2 separate regions of the Homo sapiens genome follow, and region 1 is linked to region 2. Evidence: read pairs that join two places in POLR2A ChIA-PET (ENCODE). Cell type or tissue: HepG2. All regions are shown on one strand. Each heading gives the region's core, and the rest is flanking DNA. Links, peaks and the distances in the headings are about the cores only.

What was found. ChIA-PET counts read pairs that join two places held together with the same protein. Peaks named below come from ENCODE experiments on the same cell type or tissue, not always from the same donor. Only the 100,000 strongest peaks of a DNase experiment are listed, where the experiment ranks them.
Region 1: POLR2A ChIA-PET joins it to region 2 with 6 read pairs; 2 of 35 experiments call an interaction of 5 or more read pairs at or near these places.

What each region holds. Positions count from the first base shown.
Region 1 is chr4:102,705,626-102,718,594 of GRCh38, forward strand. It overlaps MANBA (mannosidase beta), which reads right to left. Exons shown (of 17, transcript NM_005908.4): 5 at 8,813-8,936. Among named protein-coding and RNA genes, the nearest start is that of MANBA, 49 kb to the right of the region's middle. RefSeq lists a silencer at 12,127-12,421. In HepG2, for the core only: a CTCF peak has its summit at 9,630 (motif pointing left); a DNase peak (open chromatin) is centred at 7,596.
Region 2 is chr4:102,772,258-102,785,226 of GRCh38, forward strand. It overlaps LOC102723704 (a long non-coding RNA gene), which reads left to right and starts at 4,780. Exons shown (of 5, transcript NR_125932.1): 1 at 4,780-4,966; 2 at 5,640-6,164; 3 at 6,551-7,088; 4 at 7,517-7,624. It overlaps LOC124900743 (a long non-coding RNA gene), which reads right to left. Exons shown (of 2, transcript XR_007058208.1): 2 at 5,829-7,535. In HepG2, for the core only: no CTCF peak of the experiment used is centred there; DNase peaks (open chromatin) are centred at 6,664 and 8,334; H3K4me3 peaks cover 1,687 bases.

The DNA of each region.
Region 1 (12,969 bases), core at 2,875-10,874, 66 kb before region 2:
CTCCCCAGGAGCAGGGCAGCAGCACAGTCACTACTGCCCCCACCCAAGCATTCCACCAGTGGTCTGGATATCATCCTATGCCTGCCTACCACAGCCAGCTCCCACATGCACCACTAGAGGGGTCTGAGGACAGGCCTGCCCTGGCTCTACACTCCCACTCAGTGCCTGAGCAAATGGTCTGGAAGCCTGGGGATGACCCTGCCCCATCCACCACTGTTGGTACCTCAGCACTCCTCCCAGGAGCCTGAGGACAGGCCCACTAAACCTGCAGCTACTACCACAGCTAACATCTGCCTGCATGTGCCACCTACGGGCCTGGGGACTAGTGTGCCCAGCCTGTTGCAGCCACTGTCAACACCAATGCAGACTTCTTGGAAACCAGAGGATTGTCCTGCCACTGCTACTGCCATTTCCCATGCCATACCTGCTGTCCAGGGGCCTGAAGACCCAGCCATCCAGACCAGTGGTCTACCACTGCCACTGCCAGCACCCAAGCAGGCCAGTCACCTGGAGGCCCAAGATTCATCATGCTTGGACTCACTAACACCAGTGCCAGCATATACTGCACTGAAGCCCAAGGACAGGCACACTCAGCCTGCTGCTGCCACCAGTGAAGTCCAAGGACTGGCCTTCTTGATGACCCCATCCCCAGCAAAACTTCACTACAGCCTCCACTAACAACTATACCCTAAGCCACTGAGGAAATCACAAACACCACTGATGCTGTTTACAGCTGAAGAAATCAAACAGAAACTATACTATTGCAAGCACTCAAAATCAAAGCAAAAGTGCCCTACCCAAACAATACCACAGATACATCTTCAGGAAAAATTCCTCCCCTATAAAAGAGAATTCAAAAAAATTAGAAGAAGTGGTTGTTATACCAGATGCGTGGATATAAACATGAGGACACAAGAAACATGCAAAAGCAAGGAAATATGACACTTTCAAAGGAACACAATAATTATCCAACAACAGATTCCAATAAAATGTATGAAATCCCATATAAAGAATTCAAAATAAGGAAATTAAAGACATTCATTGAGATGCAAGATAACTCAGAAAAAAAAAGAAATCAGAAAAACAATTCAAAGTATCAATAAGAAATTTACAAAACAGACAGATATAATAAAAAAGAACCAAACATAAATTCTGGAACTGAAGAATCTAGTTATTCAACAATAATTAGAGAAAGCAGAAGAAAGAATTTCAGAACTTGAGGACAGATTTTTGGAAGTAAACCAGTCAAACAAAACTTTTTTAAAAGAATAAAAAAGATTGACAAAAGACTACATGACATATGGAATACCATAAAGTGACTAAATATTCTAATTTTCAGTGTGCCAGAAAGCAAACAGAAAATTACAAAGAGAGAAAACCTATTTAACAAAATAATAGCTGAAAACTTCCCAAGTCTGGCAAGAGATTTAATATCTAGATAAAAAAATCTCAGAGATTCCCAAACAGATCCATTCAATAAGGCCTTCTCCATGGCACATTACAGTCAAACTGTCAAAAGTCAAAGACAAAGAGAGAATTCTAAAATCAGCAAGAGAAAAGCACCTAGTTACTTATAAGGAAACCCTCATCACACTAACAGCAGATCAGATTTTTCAGCAAAAACGTCACAGGCCAGGAAAAAATGGAATGATATATTCAAAGTGTTGAAAGAGAACAGCTCCCAGCCAAGGATGCCATACCCAGCAAATTTATCCTTCATAAATAAAGGACAAATCATCTTTCTAAGACAAGCAAAAGCTGAGGGAATTCATCACCACTAGACCAGACCTACAAGAAATGGTTAAGGGAGTTCTACATATGGAAGCAAAAGGACAATATCTACCATCATGAAGATACATAAAAGCATAAAACCACTGGTTGAGTAAACACAAATGAGGATCATAAAGGACCCAAATGTTAACACTACAGAAAAACACCAAACCACAGTGATAAACAATAATAGAAACAAAAAAAGGTATACAAAACAACCAGAAGTCAATTAATAAAATGACAGGAATAAGCCCTCATATATCAATAATAACCTTGAGGGTAAATGAATTAAACTTTCCACTTAAAAGATATAAATTGACTGACAGGATTTTTTAAAAACATGACCAAACTATATGCTGCCTACAAGTAGCTCAACTCACCCCTAAAGACATACATGGACTGAAAGTAAAGGAATGGAAAAATATATTCCATGCAAATGGAAATAAAAATGAGCAGGCATAGCTATATCAACATCAAATAAAACAAAGTTTAAGTCAAAAAACAGTAAAAACAGACAAAAAAGGTCACTATATCATGATAAAATGATCAAATCCACAAGAGAATATAATAATTCTACATATATCTGCACCCAACTTGGAGAACCCAGATTCATGAAGCAAATATTACCAAATCTAAAGACAGATAGATTCCAATACAATAATAGTGGGGGATTTCAACATCTTACTCTCAGCATTACACAGATCATCTAGACAAAAAATTAACAAAGAAACACTGTATTTAAGCTGTACTTTAGACCAAATGAAACTAATACACATTTAAAAAATATATTATAGCTACAAAATGCACATTCTTCTCATTAGCACATAGCATATTCTCAAGAATAGATAATATGTTAGGCAAAAAAATGACTCAACAAGTTTTTAAAAATTAAAATCATATCAAGTATCTTTTCAGACCACAACGGAATAAAACTAGAAATCAATAACAAGAGGAACTTTGAAACCTGCACAAGCACATGGAAATTAAACAACATGCTCTGAAATGACAATTGGGTCAAGAAAGAAATTAAGGAGGTAATAAAAAAAGTCTTGAAACAGATAAAAATTGAAGCACAACATATTAAAACCTATGGAATACAGCAAAAGCAGTGCTAAGAGGGAAGTTTATAGCAACAGATACTTACATCCAAAAAGTAGAAAGATTTCAAATAAACAACCTAACAATGCTCCTCAAGGAACTAGAAAAACAAGAACAAACTCAATCCAAAATTAGAAGAAGAAAAGTGATAATAATGATCAGAGCAGAACTCAATGAAATAGAGACAAAAAAAACAGCAAAGGATCAATGAAATGAAAAGTTTGTTTTTTGAAAACAAGATTGATAAACCCCTATGTAGACTAATCAAGGAGAAGACCCAAATAAACAAAATCAGAAAGTTGTACTTTAGACCAAATGAACCTAATACACGTTTACAAAATATACTAATATTTTGTATATTATTATATACAAAATATATATATGAGAAATGAGAAAGGATACATTACAACTGATACTACAGAAACACAACAGATCACCAGAGACTATTATGAACGACTATACGCTAACAAACTGAAAAACATAGAGAAAATAGGTAAATTCCTGGACACATACAACCTGCCAATACTGACTGACAAAAAAATAGAGGCCAGGCGCAGTGGCTCATGTAATTCCAACACTTTGGGAGGCCAAGGCAGGAGGATTGCTTGAGAACAGGAGTTGGAAACCAGCCTGGGCAACATAGCAAGGCCCCGTCAGGAAGGAAAGGAAAAGAAAGGAAAGGAGGGAGAGAGGGAGGAAAAAGGAAAAGGCAAGGCAAGGCAGAAAAGGAAAGGAAAGGAAAAAAGAAAGGAAGAAAGAAAGAAAGAGAGAGAGAGAAAGAAAAGAAAGAAAGGAAGGAAGGAAGGAAGGAAGGAAGGAAGAAAAGAAAAGAAAAAGAAAGGAAGGAAGGAAGGAAGGAAGAAAAGAAAAGAAAAAGAAAGGAAGGAAGGAAGAAAGAAAGAAAGAAAAAAAAGAAAGAAAGAAAGAGAAAGAGAGAGAGAGAAAGGAAGGAAGGAAGGAAATAGTGAACCTGAACGACTAATAATAAGTAGCAAGACTGAATCAGCAATAAAATCTTCCAACAGAAAAAAATCCAGGACTGGATGCCTTCACTGCCAAATTTTACCAAAGTTACAACGAAGAACTAATACCAATTCCACACAAACTATTCCAAAAATTGAAGAGGAGATAATTCTCTCTAACTCATTCCAGAGGTCAGCATCACGCTCATATCAAAACCACACAGAGAGGCAACAAGAAATAAATAAAAGGAAAGAAAAGAAAACTATAGCTCATTATCCCTGATTAGCATGGATCCAAAGATCCTCAACAAAATCCTAGCAAACCAACTCCAACAGTATATCAAAAAGATAATATACCATGAGCAAGCAGAATTTATCCCAGGGATGCAAGGATCTTACATTTGTACAAATCAATAAACGTGATACATCACATCAACAGAATGAAAGACAGAAAACAGATGATCATCTCAACAGATGCAGAAAAAGCATTTAATAAAATTCAATATCCCTTCATGATAAAAACTATCAACAAATTAGTCATAGAAGGAGCATACCTCAACATAATAAAAGCCATATATAAAAACCCAGAGCTAACATCACACCAAATGAGGAGGAGCTGAAAGTCTTTCCTCTAAGAACTAGAATGGGAAAAAGATGCCCACGTTCACCACTCCTATCCAATAAAATGCTGGAAGTCCTATCCAGGGCAATAAAGCAAGAGAAAAACATAAAAGGTACCAAATTGGAAAAGAGGAAGTAAAATTATTCCTCTTTGCAGATGACATGCTCTTACATCTGCAAAAACTTGGAAGATTCATAAAAAAATTCTTAGATCTGATAAATAAATTCAGCAAATTTGTAGGACACAAAGTCAACATACAAAAATTAGTAGTGTTTCTACACATCAATGATGAACTAGCTGAGAAAGAAATCAAGAAGGCAATCCCATTTACAATAGCTACAAAAAATAAAATACCTAGGAATAAATGTAACCAAAAAGGTGAAAGACCTCTACAAGGAAAACTATAAACGTCTGATGAAATAAATTGAAGAGGTCACACAAACAAATCGAAAAACATCCCATGCTCATGGGTTGGAAGAATTAATATCATTAAAATGACCACCATACTACCCAAAGCAATCTACAGAGTCAATGCAATCACTATCAAAATACCAAAGTCACTTTGTACAGAAATAGAAAAAAAATCCTACAGTTCATATGGAACCAAAAAAGAGCTCAAACAACCAAAGCAATCCTGAGTCAAAAGAAGGCATCACACTACCTGAAAACAGACACATAAACCAAAGGAACAGAGTGTAAACCCCAGAAATAAACCAACTTATTAATAACTAACTGATTTTTCACAAAGGCATCTTGGTCAGAGAACATGCATTGGAGAAAGAATACCCTCTTCAATCCTCTTCAATAAATGGTGCGGGGAAAATTGGATATCCATAAGCAGAAAAATGAAACTGGACTCTTATCTCTCACCATAAATAAAAATAAACTCAAGATGGATTAAAGACTTAAACATAAGACCTGAAACGATAAAACTACTAGAAGAAAACATACGAGAAGCATTTCAAGACATCGATCTAGACAAAGATTTTTATAGCTAAGACCTCAAAAGCAAAGATAACAAACATAAACATAGACAAATAGTACTATATTAAACTAAAAAGCTTCTTCACAGCAAAGGAAGCATTCAACAGAATGTAGAGACAACTTGTTGAATGGGAGAAAATATTTGCAGACTATTCATTTGACAAGGTACTAATATCTGGAATACACAAGGAACTCAACTGAACAGTAAAAAAGCAAATAACCCCATTTAAAAGTGGGCAAAGGACATGAATAGACATTTCTCTAAAGAAGACATACAAATGGCCAACAGGTATATGCACAAATGGTCAACATCACTAATCATCAGGGAACTGTAAATCAAAACCACAAATACTATCTTACTCCAGTTAGAATGACTATTACTGAAAAGACAAAAAATAATAGATGCTGGAGAGGATGCAGAGAAGAGGAAACATTTATACACGGTTGTGGGAATATGAGTGAGTACAGCCACAATGGAAATACTATATTTCTCAAGAAACTAATAGTAGAGTCATTACCATACAATCCAAGAATCCCACTAATAGGTAACTATCCACAGAAAAAGAAATCAGTATAACAAAAAGATACTTGCACCCCATGTTTACTGCAGCACTATTCACAATAGCAAAGATATAGAATCAACCTAAGTGTCCATCAACAGATGAATGGCTAAAAAAGAATAAAATCATGTCTTCCACAGCAACATGGATGGAACTGGAGGTCATTATGTTAAGTGAAATTAGACAGAGAAAGACAAATTTTGCATCTTGCCACTCACATGTCAGAGGTAAAAATGTTGATCTCATGGAGGTAGAGAGTGAAATAATAGAGACGAGAGGCTAGGAGGGGTATATGAGTGGCAGAGAGGAATGAAGAAAGGCTGATGAATGGGTACAAGCATGCATTTAAATAGAAGGAATAAGTTCTAATGTTTGACAGCATAATAGTGTGACTATACTTAACAACATGTATGGTATATTTCAAAATAGCTAGAAGAGAGGACTTGAAATATTCCCAACATAGAGAAATGATAAATACTAGAGGTGATAGATACCCGAATTACCTTGACTTGATCATTACACATTCTATGCATGTAACAAAATACCACACATACCCCATAAATATGTACAAATATTACGTGTCAATTTAAAAAATGTATTTAACCTTCACCAATGTAGTTGAGAGGAGGAACTGTTTACACTGAATCTAAATTGAATTTTAAGCATCATTTAAATTAATTCATATAAAATTCACTCAGTCACTAGTGACTAATAAAGTGAACTCTAATAACTCAGGAAGAAATGTTTAGTTTCATATTCAAATTGTAAATTAAACCAGAGCAGTATTATTCAAATTTTTTTCAGGCATCAGGGTACCCAGAGCTTATAATGCATTTTGCAGACCACCCAAAATACTGATTAAGCTTCAAAATAAATAAATAACTTTTTGCTAAATCGGACCACTTTTTTTTTTTTTTAAACAGCATCTCGCTCCATCACCCAGGCTGGAGTGCAGTGGTACAATCACAACTCACAGCAGCTCTACCTCCTGAGCTCAAGCGATCCTGCCACCTCAGCCTCTCGAGTAGCTGGGACTGCAGGTGAACGCCACCAGGCCTGGCTAATTTTTGTATTTTTTGTATTTTTTGTCAGAGATAGGATTTTGCCATGTTGTCTAGGTCGGTCTCTAACTCTTAGGCTCAGGGAATCCACCCACTTTGGCCTCCCAAAGTGCTGGAATTACAGGCATGAGCCACTGCGCTCAGCTCAGACCACTTCTCACACCAGATTCTGTTATTTATACCTGAGAAAACGTATGGGTGGTAGCATGGGATGAAGGGAGATTAAACCATTATTTGATTTTAGTAGCGAAAATCTTTAGTTGGATTACACCTCAGAAGAATAGTTTGGGAAGCACTAAACTAGAGAATTATAAGCACAGCCACATTTACATGTGCAATTTAAATTAGATCTTTTAATGCCTTTTTAAAGTTTAAAAATACCAACAGCACCAAATAACCTCCTCAAATCTAAGCATCTATCATTTGCTTTCATCTTCTGCCTTCAGAAAATACAGATTTGGCTCAATTGAATAGCAAGCTAAGGTCACCAGGGCTCTCAAGATAACAGAACTCTTGAACTGACACACCACATTCTTTCTTACTGATTTCATCTAGTTAGGCCTCCGTGTGATTACACTGAGCATTGCACGCTCTCATTTAAGATCTCACTTGCCTCCATCTTCATCCTTCATTTCCCTAACTTCTCAAATCCTCACTGATCTTTGATTTTCTGGCTCTTATCTTGGAAGGTTATTTGTTTTGTTTGGTAATTGTTTGTATCTCCCCTCCCCACACATGAAGGGATCAGTGTACCTACTCTATTTCTTTTATCAAATAAACACAGCGCTGAGCAAAGAAAGCAACAAATATTTAACCAGCTTTTAACTTATCCACTGACATCTGTGAGATTTCTGAGGTTCTATTTCAATGCTCCTTGATATTGAATAGTTGCTTCAACTTAAAAAGTACTATTTTTCACCTTAGAAATATTTCTTTTGGCCAGGCGCAGTGGCTTACGCCTGTAATCCCAGCACTTTGGGAGGCTGAGGCGGGCAGATCACCTGAGGTCAGGAGTTCGAGACTGGCCAATATGGAGAAACCCCATCTCTACTAAAAATACAAAATTAGCTGGGCGTGGTGGCACATGCCTGTAATCACAGCTACTCAGGAGGCTGAGGCAGGAGAATCGCTTGAACCCGGGAGGCAGAGGCTGCAGTGAGCCAAGATTGTGCCACTGCACTCCAGGCTGGGCAACAAGAGTGAAACTCCATCTCAAAAAAAAAAAAAAAAAAAGAAAAGAAAAGAAATCTTTCTTTTGCCCTGTTTACCTTCCAGTTTATTTTTAACTCTTCACAAGGCTGTTGTGTCAGGGCCCTTGTGTCAGGGCCCTCAGAGTAGTGCTCTGGGTTATGAAGAAAATGTACAGAGACAGAAAGCCAGTCTAACGGTGTGAGCAAAGCAAGAATTTGACACTAAAAGTGACTACAGAGGCAGCAAAAAGGAGCACAGCCAGCAGGCCCAGTTCTTTCAAGAAAGAATACTTATCTCAGGAAAACTTGGCGCTGCTCTTCCATTTTATTTTTTCCTTTTTCTGTAAAATATGCTAAAAGATACCTACCTACATATCTGCTTTATATTGTCAATTTTCATGTAAAATCAGTTTGTACCTATTTTTTACTTTTATAAATTGATTGTACCACAAAGTTTTTAAAAATTCTAAATCTCTGAAAAACATACCTCTGTATTTCAATTATAAACCCAATTTTTATAACAAGAAGACTCAAAAAGAAAAAAAAATCACATCTTTCAGCTTACCATATATTGGGGAAAATGTGAAGTAGTTCAGGTGACAAATATTATAGGCTTCAATTCTAACATCTTTCCAGATTCCCTGGGTAGGAAAGGAAGGCCCCCAGTCCCAACTAAAGGAACATTGCTCCTGCAATTTCAAGGAGAAAAAGAAGATATATTCTGATTATGGTGAAATTTAAACATTATGAAAAACATTTTCTTTAAAAATGTTACATATGTGTATATAAGTTTGCTATGGCAGCCATAACAAAGTATCACAAACTAAGTGGTTTAAACAATGGAAATGTATTTTCTCACAGTGAAGTCCAAGATCAAGCTATCAGCAGGTTTGGTTCCTCCTGAAGCCGATCTCCTCTGTTTGCACTGTGTCCTCACATGGTCTTTTTCTGTGCTAGGCATCCCTGGTGTCTCTCTCCATTGTCCAAATGTCCCCTTCTTAAAAGGACACTAGTTGTATTGGAATAGGGCCCACACTAACTGCCTCATTTTATCTTAATCACCCCTTAAAGACCTTCTCCAAATATGATTACATTCTGAGATACCAGAGGTTAGGACTTCAACATATGAATTTGGGGGGACCACAAGTTAGTGCAAAACTGTGTGTGCCCCCCAACCACCATACACAGCCTCTGAGGTGGCCCACAATGATCCCCCCTTTGAAGTGACCTAGTGAATCACTTCTAACCACCAGCATATAGCAAAAATGATGTGATTTTATTAATTAGGTTATAAGAGACTAAGCCTTGAATTTTGGGTACTCTCTCATGCCCTCTCTTGGCCAAGAGGGAAGCCAGCCTCTGTGTCATGGGGCAGCTCTGCGGAGAGACCCATATGGGCAATCTGAGGTCTGCCAATAACTACAAGTGAGCTCAGAAACAGACTCTTCAGCCTTGAGTCAACTTGAGCCAAGCCTTGAGACAACTGCAGCCATGAGACCTTAAGCCAGAGGCACCCAGCTGAGCCACACTCAACTCAGATTCCTAACTAACAGAAGCTATCATAATAAATGTTTTGTTTATATTATTTTTTAGAAATCAGAAAACCTATAGTCCACATATTTTCTTTTTTTAACTTTTAAGTTCAGGGGTACAAGTGCAGGTTTGTTATATAGGTAAACTTGTGTCATGGGGGTTTGTCATAGAGATTATTTCATCATCCAGCTATTAAGCCTAGTACCCATTAGTTATTTTTCCTGATCTTCTCTCTCCTCCCACCCTCCACCTTCTGGCAGGCCCCAGGGTGTGTTGTTCCCCTCTATGTGTCCATGTGTTCTCATCAATAAATGTTGTTTTAAGCTGATAAGTTTTGGCATAATTTGTTACATCACAATAGATAACTGATACAATATCCAATATATCCAATATATCTATGTTGCACGTAACCTATGAAACAGATAAATTTGGCAGAAATGTTCTAAGAACATAAAATCTATGAAGAGTTGTACATTTATTCTTCAAATGCTTACTACATTGAAGCAACTCAATAGTTCCTCTTTAAATTTCTCTATAATATCTCTGAACCTAACCATTGTATTTAAATCTAATAGTTACAAAGAATATTGTGCTTACATGTAATAATTAAAAAGAATGAGGAGGCCGGGCGCAGTGGCTCACGCATGTAATATCAACACTTTGGGAGGCCGAGGCGGGTGGATCATCTGAGGTTGGGAGTTCAAGGCCAGCCTGACCAACATGGAGAAACCCCGTCTCTACTAAAAATACAAAATTAGTTGGGTGTGGTGGTATATGCCTGTAATCCCAGCTACTCAAGAGGCTCAGGCAGGAGAATCGCTTGAACCCGGGAGGCGGAGGTTATAGTGAGTTGAGATCGCACCACTGCACTCCAGCCTGGGCAACAAGAGTGAAACTCAGTCTCAAAAAAAAAAAAAAAAAAAAAAAAAAGAATGAGGAAACATATTGAAAGACAAACACTTATAAATAGGTTTTAAAAAGCTCTGGCTAAACTTGCCAACCTCAGGTATGAATTCAGAAGTCCTTGTTTCTGAACGTGAAGCCCAAAAGCAATCAGTTCGATCTTTAGCCCCTGAAACAGGTGGCCAAGGCAGACATTTTATCCAATCTTATTTGACCTGGGTACCTGTCTCTCCCTTGATGACACTCAACTTCCATATTAAGTTACAGAGTTCAAATTCAAAAATAAGAAATAATTCTGTAAAATAAATCCCTTTCACACAGAATGTTTTCTAATTTCTACTTCTTAAAAGAAAAAAATATTTTCAGAACAGTTAATTAAAATGTGTAAAGCTATAAGTTCAGCTTTTAAAAAGGAATAAGTTTGGGTCATACATTTTATGGGGGGAAAAAAAGTAACAAGCACCAGAGGAAATACTAAAATCCTTCTAGATGGAGTCATTTGTGAAATAGAACCTGAAGATTTGGCCAAACTGTTGTCATTTGGGTATTATTTCCTTAGCTCTGTACTCACCTAAGATAGAGACAAATTTGTTTTTACTATGGAGAAAAACAAAGAACTAAAGTTACTTTATAGCATCCACATCTGTCTAAATTTACCACTTAAGCACCAGATTCTCATATTCAGAATGAAAACCATCTTGGGGACATTTATGGGAGAATTTTAGTATCTATTTGTAATTTTTTCATTGGAGATAGGGAAAAGAAGGAGAGCAAAATAATCAACATCTTATGAGGGAGACTATTTTCCCCATTAAGAGCTACAAATCACTCTTAACCTCTTCAAGAAGTATTTATTAAGTGCCTTCTATGTTTCAGGCTGGGAGTACTTCAATATACACAACAGACACAGCTCTTCTGCTTATAATGCTCACAGTCAAGCACGAAATTCAAGCATTGAATAAATAATTACAAGTATAATGAGTTTTACAATGGAAATAGGCAGGGAACATACAGTGAGAGGTTGAGGAGGATGGGTATCAAGATGAGTTTTCCTGAAAAAAAAAAAAAAGACCCTGAAGGGTGAGTACCGTTTATCCACTGTGAGCAGGCAGGAACTTTTTTTTTTTTTTTTTGAGATGTCTCACTCTGTCACCCAGGCTGGAGTATAGTGACACAATCTTGGCTCACTGCAGCCTCAACCTCCAGGCTCCTCCCACCTCAGCCTCCTGAGTGGCAGGGACTACAGGCTAATTTTTGTATTTTTTTTTAGACTTGGGGTTTTGTCATGTTGTCCAAGCTGATCTTAAGCTCCTGAACTCAAGTGATCCACCTGCCTTGGCCTGCCAAAGTGCTGGGATTACAGTCATGAGTCACTGTGCCGGCCCAGAAGCATTCCTTTCAGAAGGAACAGCATGTGCAAAGGTCTGGAGGTGCAGGACAGTCTGATGCATTCCAGAAGCTGAAGAGAGAACAATGGGAAGAGGCAGGGAGATGACTGGAGAAGTGAGCATGGGCCAGACAGAGCTAAGACCCATGGACACTGGCCTAAAGGCAATGAGAAGCTGTTGAAGAGTTTGAAGAAAAGCAGTGCTGTGATCATTTTTTTCTGAAAAGACCATTCTAGCTGCTCTGTAAATGATTAACTAGAGGAAGGCAAGTGAAGTTTCAGGGATGCCAGTTAGGCAACCAGGGCAATATTTCATGCAAGGCATGACTGAACTCAAGACACAGTGGCAGAAATGAAATGTGAACAGACTGAAGAGCTATTGAAGAGGTACTATTCACATCATCAAGAGGACTAAGCAATAGATTGGAAGAGAGAAAAAGGAGAGAAAGGTGTCAAGAAAAACTCAAGTTTCTGGCTTGAGCACCTGTTGTGGATAGTATTCCATTCAGCAAGAGACAGAACCCTGGGAGAAGGACTTAAATCACAAGTGCGGTGTGGCGCATACTGAGCTTTAGGTCCCTGTGAATCAGACAAGTGATGATGCTAAATAAGCATCTGAATGTAAGGTCTGGAATTGAAGACAAGTTGGACGGAAGACACAATATTGGGAGACAATGGCAAATAGATTTGTTATGGAAGAAATGAAAAATGAGATAGCCTAGAGAGGGTATAAAATGAGAAAAGAGTCTAGAACAGAGAAAGGCCCTATAATATAACTTTTAGGAGAACAAGGATGTGGATAAAGAGACTTACAAGGAACGGCCAGAGATGTAAACGGAAAACAAGGAAGATGGCATCAAACACTGGTAAGAGGGTAGCAGAAGTGATGAGTCCCACTA
Region 2 (12,969 bases), core at 2,475-10,474:
CACAGTGGCTCACGCCTGTAATCCCAACACTTTGGAAGGCCGAGGCGGGCAGATCACGAGGTCAGGAGACTGAGACTATCCTGGCTAACACGGTGAAACCCCGTCTCTACTAAAAATACAAAGAAATTAGCCGGGCGTGGTGGCGGGCACCTGTGGTCCCAGCTAGTTGGGAGGCTGAGGCAGGAGAATGGCGTGAACCCGGGAGGCGGAGCTTGCAGTGAGCCGAGATCGCGCCACTGCACTACAGCCTGGGCGAAAGAACGAGACTCCATCTCAAAAAAAAAAAAAAAAAAAGAAAACAAAACAAAACCACAGACTCACCCAGAGCAATATCTCTCATGAACATACATGAAAAATTTCTCAACAAAAAATTAGCAAATTGAATCCAACAATATATAAAAAGAATTATACACTATGACCAAGTGGGATTCATTCTGGGTATACAAGGCTAGTTCAACATCTGAAAATCAACTCATCACACCAACAGGCTAAAGAAGAAAAAAAACACATGATCATATCAATAGATGAAGAAAATAAAGAAAAAGCATTTGACAAAATCCAACAGCCATTCATGACAAAAACTCTCAGCAAACTAGAAATGGAAGTGAACCTCCTCAACTTGATTATAAGAAGTAAAATAAAAAAACTACAACTAACATCATATTTAATGGCGAGAAGCTAGAAAACTTTATTGCTAAGATCACAAACAGGGCAAGATGTGTCCTATCACAACTCCTTTTCACCATCGTACTGGAAACCCTAGCTAATGCACAAAGACTAGGAAAGGAAATACAGTCATGTGCCACTTGACAACTTTTCAGTCAATGACAGATTACATATACAACGGTGGTTCCATAAAATTGCAATGGGGAAGAAAAACTCCTATTGCCTAGTGAGGTTGTAGCGACTGTAATGTCATAGTGCAACACATTACTCATGTTTATGGTGATGCTGGTGTAAACAAACCTACTGTGCTGCCATGCATATAAAAGTATAGCACTCAGTTATATACAGTGCATAATACTTACTAATAAATGACTATGCTATTGGTTTATGTATTTGCTATACTATACTTTTTATCATTATTTTACGGTGTACTACTTCTATTTACTTTTTTTTTTTTTTTTTTTTTTGAGATGGAGTATTGCTTTGTCGCCCAGGCTGGAGTGCAGTGGGGTGATCTTGGCTCACTGCAAGCTCTGCCTCCCGAGTTCACGCCATTCTCCCGCCTCAGCCTCCCAAGTAGCTGGGACTACAGGCGCCCGCCACCACACCCGCCTAATTTTTTGTATTTTTTTTAGTAGAGACAGGGTTTCACCGTGTTAGCCAGGATGGTCTCGATCTCCTGACCTTGTGATCCGCCCGCCTCGGCCTCCAAAAGTGCTGGGATTACAGGCGTGAGCCACCGCGCCCAGCCTCTACTTACTTTTTTAAAGAAAGTTAACTATAAAACAGTCTCAGGCAGGTCCTTCAGGAGGTATTCCAGAAGAAGGCATTGTTATCACAGGAGATGACAGCTCCAGGTGTGTTATTGCACTTGAAGACCTTACAGTGGAACAAGATGTGGAGGTGGGAGACAGTGATATCGATGATCCTGGCCCTATGTAGAACTAGAACTATGCAGAACTAACTATGTAGGTTAATGCTTGTGTTTGTGTCTTAGTTTTAAATAACATCTTTAAAAAGAAAAAATAAAACAAAAATTTAAAAAAATAGAAAATATCGTATAGAATATGAGTTTAAAGAAAATATTTTTGTATAGCTATACAGTGTGTTTGTGTTTTAAGCTAATTGTTATTTACAAGAGAGTTAACAAGTTGAAAAATTAAAACATTTATAAAGTTAAAATGTTACAGTAAGCTAAGGTTAATTTATTATTGAAGAAACAAAAAATATTTTTCATAAATTTAATATACCCTAAGTCTACAGTGTTTATGGGCGACAGGTATCCAAAATATACAAAGAACACTTAAAACTAAGCCATAAGAAAATGAACAAAAAAATCTCAACAGACACCTCACTAAAGAAGATATACAGGTGGCAAATAATTATATAAAAATAAGCATACATCATAAGAGAAATTGCAAATGAAAACAAAATGAGATACCACTACATACCTATTAGAATGGCCATTATCCCAAAGGCTGTCAACAGCAAATGCTGGTGAGGATGTGGAGGAACAGAAACTGTCATTCATTGCTGGTGGGAATGCCAAATGATAAAGCCACTTCGGAAGACAGTTTGGCACTTCTTTACAAAACCTAAGCATACTCTTAGCACATGTGATCATTAGTTTTATGTATCAACTTGACTCGGTCATGGGTTGACCAGATATTTAGTCAAACATTATTCTGGGTGTTTCTGTGAAGGTGTTTTGGGATGAGGGTACTATTTAAGTTGGTAGACCAAGTAAAGCAGATTGCCCTCCGTAATGTGGATAGGCCTCATCCAATCAGTTGAAGACCTGAATAGAGCAAAAGATTGACCCTCTCTGAAGGAAGAGACAACTCTTCTGCCTGACAGGCTTCAGACTGGAATACTGTCTCTTCCTGGTTCTACAGCAGCCTGCCAGCCTTTGGACTCAAACTGGAACATTAGCTCTACAGATTTTGGACTTACCACCTCTGTAATTGTGTGAGCTAATTTCTTATAATAAATCTCTTTATAATGTATATACATCCTACTGGTTCTGTTTCTCTGGAGAATCTTGACTAATATGCCATATGATCCAGTATTTGGATTCCTTGGTATTTACACAAAGGAGCTGAAAATATATATCCATCCAAAAACCTGCACATGGATGTTTATAAGAGCTTTAGCCATAATTGCCAAAATCTGGAAGCAACCAAGATTTCCTTCAGTAGGTGAATGGATAAACCAGGTGTCTGGTACATCCAGACAATGGAATATTATTCAGCACTTAAAAAATGGGCTCAGTCGCTCACACCTGTAATCCCAGCACTTTGGGAGTCTGAGACAGGCAGATCACCTGAGGTCAGGAGTTTGAGACCAATCTGACCAACATAGCGAAACCTCATCTCTACTAAAAATACAAAAATTAGCCAGGTGTGGTGATGCATGCTGTAATCCCAGCTACTTGGAAGGATGAGACAGAAGAATTGCTTGAACCCGGGAGACGAAGGTTGCAGTGAGCCGAGATTGCGCCACTGCACTCCAGACTGGGTGACAGAGCAAGACTCCATCTCAAAAAAAAAAAAAAAAAAAAAAAAAGAGGGCTATCCAGGCGTGGTGGCCCATGCCTGTAGTTGCAGCTACTTTGGAAGCTGAGGCGGGAGAATTGCTTGAACCTGGGAGGCAGAGGTTGCAGTGACCCAAGATTGCACCACTACACTCCGGCTTTAAGTGCATATTACTAAGTGAAAGCAGCCTATCTGAAAGTCTACATACTGTATGATTCCAACTATATGACAATCTGGGAAAGGCAAAACTATGGGAGACAATAAAAACATCAGTAGTTGCCAAAAATTGCAGGGAGGAAGGGATGAACAGGTGGAGCACAGAGGATTTTTAGGGAAGTGAAAATACTCTGTGATACTAGAATGGTGGATACATGTCATTATAATTTGTCCAAATCCATAGAATGTAAAACACCAAGAGAGAAATCTAATGTTAACTATGGACTTTGGGTGATAATGATACATCAATGCAGGTTCATAAATTGTAACACATGTATTACTCTGCTAAGGATGTTGATTAAGAAGCAGGCGGTGGGGGAGCAGAGTCTGCATGTGCTGAGCAGGGTGTGTACTGGAATTATGTACTATCCACTCAGTTTTGCTGGGAATCTAAGATTGCTCTATAAAGTTTTTTTTTAAATGAGCAAATGATTTGGATAAATATTTATCCAAAGAAAACATATACATGGCTACTAAGCACATAAAAAGATGCTCAACATTATTAGTTATTAGGCTCCTTGGTCCATTCAGGCTGCTATAACAAAATACCATAAACTGGATAGCTTATAAACAAAAGAAATTTATTTCTCACAGTTCTGGAGTGTGGGAAGTCTAAGATCAAGGCACCAGCAGATTCAGTGGGTGGTGAGAGCCCACTTTCTGCTTCATCGATGGCACCTTCTTATGGTGTCCTCACATGATGGAGGGGACAAAGGAGCACTTCTCAGGCTTCCTTTATAAGGGCGCTATTACCATTCATAGGGTAGAGCCCTCATAACCTAATCATATCTCAAAGGCTTTCCAACCCCTAATAATACCACCTTAGGTATTAGAATTTCAACATATTAATATTGGGGTCAGGGAGTGGGAGCAGATCATAACATTAGGGAAATGCCAATCAAAACCACAATGACATACCATTTCACACCCACTAGGATGGCTATAATAAAAAATATGGTCAATAACAGGTGTTTGCGAGGATGTAGAAAAACTAGAATTCTTGTACATCACTGGTAGAAATGTAAAATGGTATGGCTTTTGTGCAAAAGAGGTTGGTGGTTCCTCAAAAAATTAAATGTGGAGTTACTATATGACCCAGAACTTTCAATCCTACATATATACCCAAAAGAATTAAACATATAGGCTCACACAACAAGTTGCGCACAGATCTTCACAGCAGTATTATTTATAATAGCCAAAAAGTAGAAACAGCCCAAATGTCTATTAATTGGCTCATGTATAAACAAAATGTGATATATGCATGCAATGGAATATTATTCAGCCATTAAAAGAAATAGAATGCTGATAATGACATCATATTGTATGATTCCATTTATAGGAAATGTACAGAATAAGCAAATCCATAGAAACAGAAAAGAGATAAGTGCTTGCCAGTGGTTGGGTATTGGAGGAATGGGAATGGCTGCTAATTGGTACGGTGTTTATAATGTGATGAAATGTTTTGGAAAGAGATACTGGAGATGATTGCCCAACCTCGTGAATATATTAACATCGACTGAATTGTACCCTTTAAAATGGTAGACTTCATGGTATGTGAATTATATCTTAATTTGAAAAAATTATTTTAAGGTACGAGTAATGTAGATTTCAGGAATCCCTTTATGTCTTAAAATGAATTTATTTTGACACTACACTTTGTTGATAGTTTGACTGAGTAAATAATTCTAGGTTCAAGAGGAATTATTTTTTTTTAAACCTTGAAGACCTTTACCCTACCATATTCTAGCTTTCATTATGGCTGATGAGATGTCTGATTTTTTCCCCCTTTCTTTATTTGCTTATTTTTCTTTCCCTCCTTCCTTCCTTCTTTTCTTTTTTTAAGAAGAACTAGAAATTCTTCCTGGAAACTTTTAGAGTGTCCTCTTTATCTTTGTTTTTCTGAATCTCACAGTTATGATTCTGACAGTGAGTGTTAGGTAGGAAGGGAAATAATTGATCTTTATCAACATGAATATTGCTTCTCTGTTCAACTTATAAAAATATTCTTTTTTAAAATTTATTTTTATTGAAGACTAGTTTATATACATTGAAATTCACACATCTTAAGTGTACAATTTGATGAGTTTTAGCAAATGTACATACTTGTGTAACTACCATTTCATGTGCTTTTTGGTCATTTGTATTTTTTTCTTTTCTAAAATGTTTGCCTAAGTCTCTTTCTCATTTACAGTGGATCCAATTTGTCAATTTTTTCTTTTACAGATTGTGCAAGAGGAAGATGTATGTCACGTCAAAGAATTATTTGCTAGTCCTAAGTCCTGAAATTTCTATTTTTTCCTAAACATTTTATGGTTTTATATTTTACATATAAGTTCATGAGTTAATTTTTGCATAAAGTATGCGTTTTAAGTTGAGCTTCTTTTTTTTGCTTACAAATGTCACTTTGACAAATTTTAAAACTGAGTTATCTTTATTACTGAGTTGTAAGAATTCTTTCCATCCCCTAGATACACATCCTTTGTCAGATGTATGTATTACAAATATTTTCTTTTGGTCCTGGCTTGTTTATTCATTTGCTTAACGGTGTCTCTTATGGTTTTACATTTTGATTAAACCCAATGTGTTAGTTTTTTTGAGGTTGGTACTTTTCGGTCTCATGGAAAAAAATCTTTGCCAACCCCACAGTCATGAAGATATTCTTCTGTTTTTCTCTAGAAGCCTTTTAGTTTTAGCTTTTGAGTTTAGGTCCATGATGCATCTCAAAATTAGTTTTTTGTGTAGCATGAGGTAAGGATTGAGACTAATCTTTTTCCATATGTCCATCTAATTTTTCCAGCACCATTTATTGAAAAGATTTTTCTTTCCTATATAATTTCCTATAGTAGCATTAAGACTAATATGGCTATGTACTTGTTTAGGATGCCCTTGAACTCCTGTAGGTTGGGATGATGACCACTGGTATGCCTCATTATCAAAAGTGTCAAATTCCTGCTGCCTCATGTCATTGGCTACTTGCACATAATAATTTTGTCTATCTTCAGGGTTCTGGTTTTCCTTCTCTTTCTCTTCTTCACAATTTGGGTAATAGTCATCTTTGCAGCCATCAGATTCCTAGCTGTTCATATTCAGAGGTATCTTGATGTGATGGGATACTTTGTTTACCCCCTTCGCAGGCAGGAACTGGAGTGGTTCTTTCACTCTGCCCACCGCTGGCCACTCCTCCGCTCAGGAGGGAGGGTGCGAGCGAGCAAGTGCAGGAACTGAAGCGAACAAACACTGGAACTGGCCAGAGTCCAAGCATGTTATGACCAATACTCTGTCAGATCAGCCGTCCAGGGACAGGGGAGTGCCAACCAGCTCACTGGAGGGTCAAGGTGGCAGCCTCTGACCTCTCAGCACCCAGGTTCTTGTCCAGCATCCAGGAAGAATCAAGTCACATGAACTGTTTGAGAGGTTGATGAATGCAGAAGACTTTATTGAGCAGTGGTTGGCTCTCAGCAGAAAAGGAGACTGAAAAGCGGTCGGGAAAATGATCTCTCTCTCCCTGAAGCCCGGCTGCCCCTCTCTGAAGCAGCCCTGTCTGAAGTTAGCCACATCTATCCATAGTCTCCAACGTTCAGTTGCTTCTCTGCTCGCTGCTCAGCCACTTGTGTTGCTCTGCCAGCTGAAGTCTTCTATGGGCACAGGATAGGAGCATGGCAGGCCAAAAAGGTAACATTTGGGCAGAAAAACGGGGTCAGCTGTTTTCACTTGGGGCCGCAGTTTCAGGCATATGGGTGGGGTTTAGCTGGGAGCCCAGCCCTTCTGTATCATTGACAGCCAAGTTTCAGATAAAAAAAGCTGCTTCCTTCCCTCACCCTCTAACTCTTTAAAACTTTATTACTTCCTCAAATGCATTAGAAATTTGTGTCTGTATTTTTCAAGGTCATACACAAAGGTATTACTAAAATTACCATATGATTTTCATTGAGAACTCAATCTTTTGGCAGCTAAGCATTAATCAGGTTAGCCAAGTTGTTCCTTCCAAGGAGGGTTCCGGGAGGGTACAGGTCACAGCCATAGAACAGGAAAGAAGCAGGCCAAAGCCGATATGTGATCCAGGCTGCTTTCTCCTTCTCTTGTTCCGTCATCATTTTCAGGTAACTTCATCTTGACATTCTGCAAAACATAATTCTGGTCGACTACATGAGTGGCATGATGCTAATGTGACTTATGAGCAAGAAGTGGCAAATACCCTACATGCCCAAGTAAGTACATAGTGAGAAATAATTCCATAGAGATTCAGAGGCCTACCATATTGTTGAAATTTTGAAGAATACAACAATCCAATACATGTGTTATAAGGTAAAGACGGGTGGTAGAATATTGCGCCATCTATGATAAATAAAGAGGCATAGGCCAAGCATGGTGGCTCACACCTGTAATCCCAGCACTTTGGGAGGCCAAGGCTGGAGGAGTAGGAGTTTAAGACTTAAACTCACTTGAGCGTAGGAGTTTAAGACTAGCCTGGACAACATGGCAAAACTCTGTCTCCACAAAAAATACAAAAATTTGCCAGGCATGGTAGTGTGCACCTGTAGTCCCAGCTACTTGGGAGGCTGAGGTGGAAGGATTGCTTAAGCCTGGGAAGTGTAGTTTGCAGTGAGCAGTGAGCTGTGATTGCACTTGCACTCCAGCCTGGGTGACAAAGCAAGACCCTGTCTTAAAAAAAAAAAGAAGGAAAGGGAAGAAGAGGAGGGGAGGGGAGGGGAGGGAAGAGGAGAGGGGAGGGAAAGAAAGAAAAAGAAAGAGGCATAATGGTTTCTGGGTTTCTTTGGATTTTGGAGAAAGCAAATACTATATACTTTGAGTGGGGACCAGAACTACAAGCAGGTCAAGACAATCATGCAAGCTGTTCAAACACTTGTGTCATGACATCAGCAGATCTGCTACTGCTGGAGATAATCCTGACCCTGAAACTGCTGACTAGGCTAGGTTAGGAGGTATAGAGTTCCACCCAATTAGAAGTTATGACTAATAAGTGTAACAAGTGGAGTCACTTTGGGTTACTCATTCTATTGAGCAAACAGGTGAAAAATGGAGTTAATGCACTGGCTAGGGTAATGAACTCTGAGCTAGAGTTACTACTACCTAATTAAAGCAGGGAGGATATGTCTGGAACCGAAGGGAGTCAGTGGAGCATCTCTTACCATTTCCATGCCCAGTGTTAATTGTCGTCGGGAAATTACAGACTCAGATGAAGTTCCATGCCACAGCAAATGGGATCGGGCTTTTCCAGTAACTGCCCAAATGTTCTTCCCCTCTTTCTCAGCCTCACTTCCCTTTTCTTACACTCTTACTATTCTGAGATGGAACCTCGCCCCCCAAAATATTAACAATTAAGCTTTGTTTGAGTCTCTATTTTCCAGAGGACTCAGGCAAAGGCCCCTTCCAACTTCTAGTCTTTAGTCATTCAATCATTCTAGGGCTGTCCAGTAAAAATTAGACAGCCTGAGGCTGAGCTGTTCAATAGAAACAATATGAGTGTCATATAAAATTTTTAAATTTCTAGTAGTCACATTTTAAAAAGTAAACAGGTGAAATTAATTTTACTTAAACCAATATACCTAATATGTTGTCATTTCAACACATATTTAATATAATAATGAAATAGTTTTTTTATATTAAGGTTTCAAAGTCTATTGTGAATTTTATACTTACAGTATATCTCAATTTGAATGTTAACTTATCATTGGAAATACTTGATTTATATTAGATTTCATAAATTTTACAATAAAAAAGATTCACATTCCCAAGTTGTTCCAAAATATTGGGAGACAATTCTCCATGGGTCTCTCATATTTCCGAACATCTTGTGAGCAGAGGCACTGGTTGTCTTTGTTCTGAACTATCTTTAAAGGATGTCTGTATATCAAATAGCCTTGGAAGACTGACATAGTGTCTCCCTCTGAAGCATGAGGTAGGTATGCTTATTGTCCAGATCATAAAGTTAATGTGCAGCTGTGCTTGCAGGACAGTTCTCCAGGTAGCGTTATGCCACCCAGTTCCTCCTCCTTTCTGGCTTGTAGTCCTCAAAAAGTGACTGTAGAATGTACTGGGAATGCAACACTCTAAGATGAGGAGGGACTGTGTAGGCTCTATTATAGTCTCTCTTCCCTAGCCCTCAGAACAGGATGTCCTTCAAAGCTCTGGCCCTGTGTGTTATGACCCCAAAGTATATAACCCAAGGTGGGCTGCCTTTCAGGGTCCCTCAGCTGTGGTGCAAGTAGGGCACACATTGTTGAGACTCTATTTGCCCTAGGTAAATAGAGCTTTCAAGGACTGGCTCACAATGGATCCTGGGCTTCTTTTGTCTCTTGCTGCCTATCTGCAATTAATAAATCATTTCATGTAACTAGTGGCATATGAGTGTGTTATTTCTTAACTCAGGTAAGTTGGTAACCAGTGTACAGTGAAGCTGCTTTGCATTGTTTACCACCATTGTAAAATATTTAGGTTCCCTGAACTAAGGATTCCTTACCTATAAGACAATCAGCTGTGTATACAGATGTCATTTGACCCTCTTTGTATTGCTCTGTAGGAATCAGGCAGAAATTGGTTCAAAGAAATACTGATTCTCTGACTATTGCTATTGCTGTGATTAATAATACTCCTTTGTCTTGAACCCAGGGGTTCTGTGCCTTTTTACCAGTATCTATAAAACTGTGGAAGGTTGATTTATCTTATAAGCAGGGTACAATCTCAGACCACTTACAGTTCTTGACACAAAAATACTTGAAAGTTTTCCAGTAACCTAAATTGAGTACCAGAAAAAAAAAATCACTTTCCTTTAACAGTCACATCCATATTAAAAAAAAAACTGCCTCATATTTTTTAGAAAATAATTGATTTGACTTTGAAAGCAAAAGCATATCAATTTCAAAACTATGTGTTCAAGTAAAGTACATTCACTAAATCTTACGTTGACTCAGTGGTATTGATATTGAATTCAAAAAGAGTATTTCATAAATTGAAAAGCAACTTGAAATTTCTCTCAATATCAATAGTGTTCAAATTTTTCTTGTAGTTCTTACTGTTAATTTATATAATACTTTTGATTTAATTAAAATCTCCTGCATACTGATTTGTTAGAAAATGTAAACTCTTTTAAAAATGCGTAAAATCATTATTATTGGTTTGTATTACCAAAAGTTTAAATTTCAATATAAATCCTTGTACTTGTCTAAATAGGTCACGAGCTTTTGATTTTCTTGGAGTTTCAAATTTAGTTTGTTCACATGCACTGTGATATTGATAAGAAAGCATAAATCACACGGCTGTATTTTTCTCTTTGATTATGGAATATTTGTACAACTTTGTAATGTTTATAGAACTCTTCCATAACTCAACCAATGAATATTGAGAAAGAACACAAGATAGCTAAATTCATTCTCTTCTATTTCTTTCAATTGTTTCATAAACTGGCAATGACTCACAGAATTTGCATGGATACACGGAATAATTTCAATAACTATATCCATTACCTCTTCATAGAGTTTGCTTCAGAAAATTGAGCCCAGATATTTTTAATATCTATCATACAGTGGAATGAAGCAATAAGAAATCATGAGTCACTTATTTCAAAATGCCAATAAATTTAGATTTTGACCTAACTTAGCTAGAGCTTTGTCTCTGATGATATAAATTAACTTTTTTTCCTTTAAATTATTTTCCAACAACTGTAAAAATAAAAAAAAAAAAAGAATTGGCTGGGTGCGGTGACTCATGCCTGTAATCCCAGCACTTTGGGAGGCAGAGGCAGGCAGATCACTTGAGGTCAGCAGTTCGAGACCAGCCTGGCCAACATGGTGAAACTCCACCTCTACTAAAAATACAAAACTTAGCTGGGCATGGTGGTGCGTGCCTGTAGTCCCAGCTACTAGGGAGGCTGAGGCGGGAGAATTGCTTGAACCTGGGAGGCAGAGGCTGTAGTAAGCCAAGATCCCGCCACTGCACTTCAGCCTAGGTGACAGAGTGAGACTCCGTCTCAAAAACAAACAAACAAATAAACAAACCGCATCATGAGTTTGATTCTTAGGCCATGAATTGATATTTCTCTGTAAATTTGGAAGTTCTTTGAGACACAACATACCCAAATATGGGCAGTATTTCTTATATTACCTGATTTGTCTATAGCTAAAGAAACCTATTTGCAACATTTTAAATTTTGAATCAATTGATTTTTGATAGTTAAAAAGATACTGCATTCTACAGACACTTGTTTGATAATTTAATTGAAAATCTTTTACTTTTTAAAAATATTGTTTTTAGCCATTTCTTCATAATTTTCTAACATTTCCATAAATGATATAATAGTTTATTTTACAATCTCTCCATCTAAAAAAATTGTTAGAGGGTGTGTGTGTGTGTGTGTGTGTGTGTAAGAATCCAAGACCTTTTATAACTGGCCATATTTACAAACTTGGATCCTGTCAGATATCATTTAAATTTTTTTGTTGTACTTTTAATTCTGAATTCAGGCAATTAATTTGATCAATTCTTTTTGACTGCTGAGAGGAAAGTTCTTATGATATTTACTATGTTTTTGCTAAAAATGTCTCTCATGACTGTGTATTTTATAATCTTAATATTGTTATACAACAGATAAAAAGTCTTTTCATTTTGCTCTGCCCTAATAAATTGCAATTGCCATTCATTGTGAATTTTGTAACATACCCTCTTCCAGACCGTTTATTCATTCCAGTCATAGTAGTACCTTTGACATCTCCACTGAATCCAATTTAAATGTAAAAATTTGTTCTTCCTCTTCTTTTTTTTTTTTTTTATGAGACGGAGTTTCACTCTTGTCGCCCAGGCTGGAGTGGAGTGGCGATGTCAGCTCACTGTAACCTCCACCTCCTGGGTTCAAGTGATTCTCTGGCCTCAGCCTCCTGAGTAGCTGGGATTACAGACACCTAACACCACACCCGGCTCATTTTTTGTATTTTTAGTAGAGATGGGGTTTTGCCATGTTGGGCAGGCTAGTCTTGAACTCCTGATCTCAGGTGATCCGCCTGCCACGGCCTCCCAAAGTGCTGGAATTACAGACGTGAGCCACCACACCCAGCCTCCACCACCTCCTCCTCCTCCACCTCCTCCCCCCACCCCAACCTCCTCCTCCTCCTCCTCCTTCTTCTTCTTCGTATTATTATTATTTTTTGGAGACAGAGTCTCAGTCTGTTGTCCAGGCTGGAGTGCAGTGGCATGCTCTTGGCTCACTGCAACCTCTGCCTCCCAGGTTCAAGCAATTCTCCTGCCTCAGCCTCCCTAGTAGCTGGGACTACAGGCACGTGCCACCACGCCTGGCTATTTTTTTTTATTTTTAGTAGATGTTGGCCAGGCTGCTCTCGAACTCCTGACCTTAGGTGGTTTGCCCGCCTTGGCCTCCCAAGGTGTTGGGATTATAGGAGTGAGCCACCATGCCTGGCCTATTTTTTAAGCTAGAGAAAATAATTTGATGATATAATTAAAATAAGTATTTAAATTTTATTACCAATTAAAATTTATATCTTTGTAACTTTCACTGTCTGCAAAAATATTTAAATAAATCAGT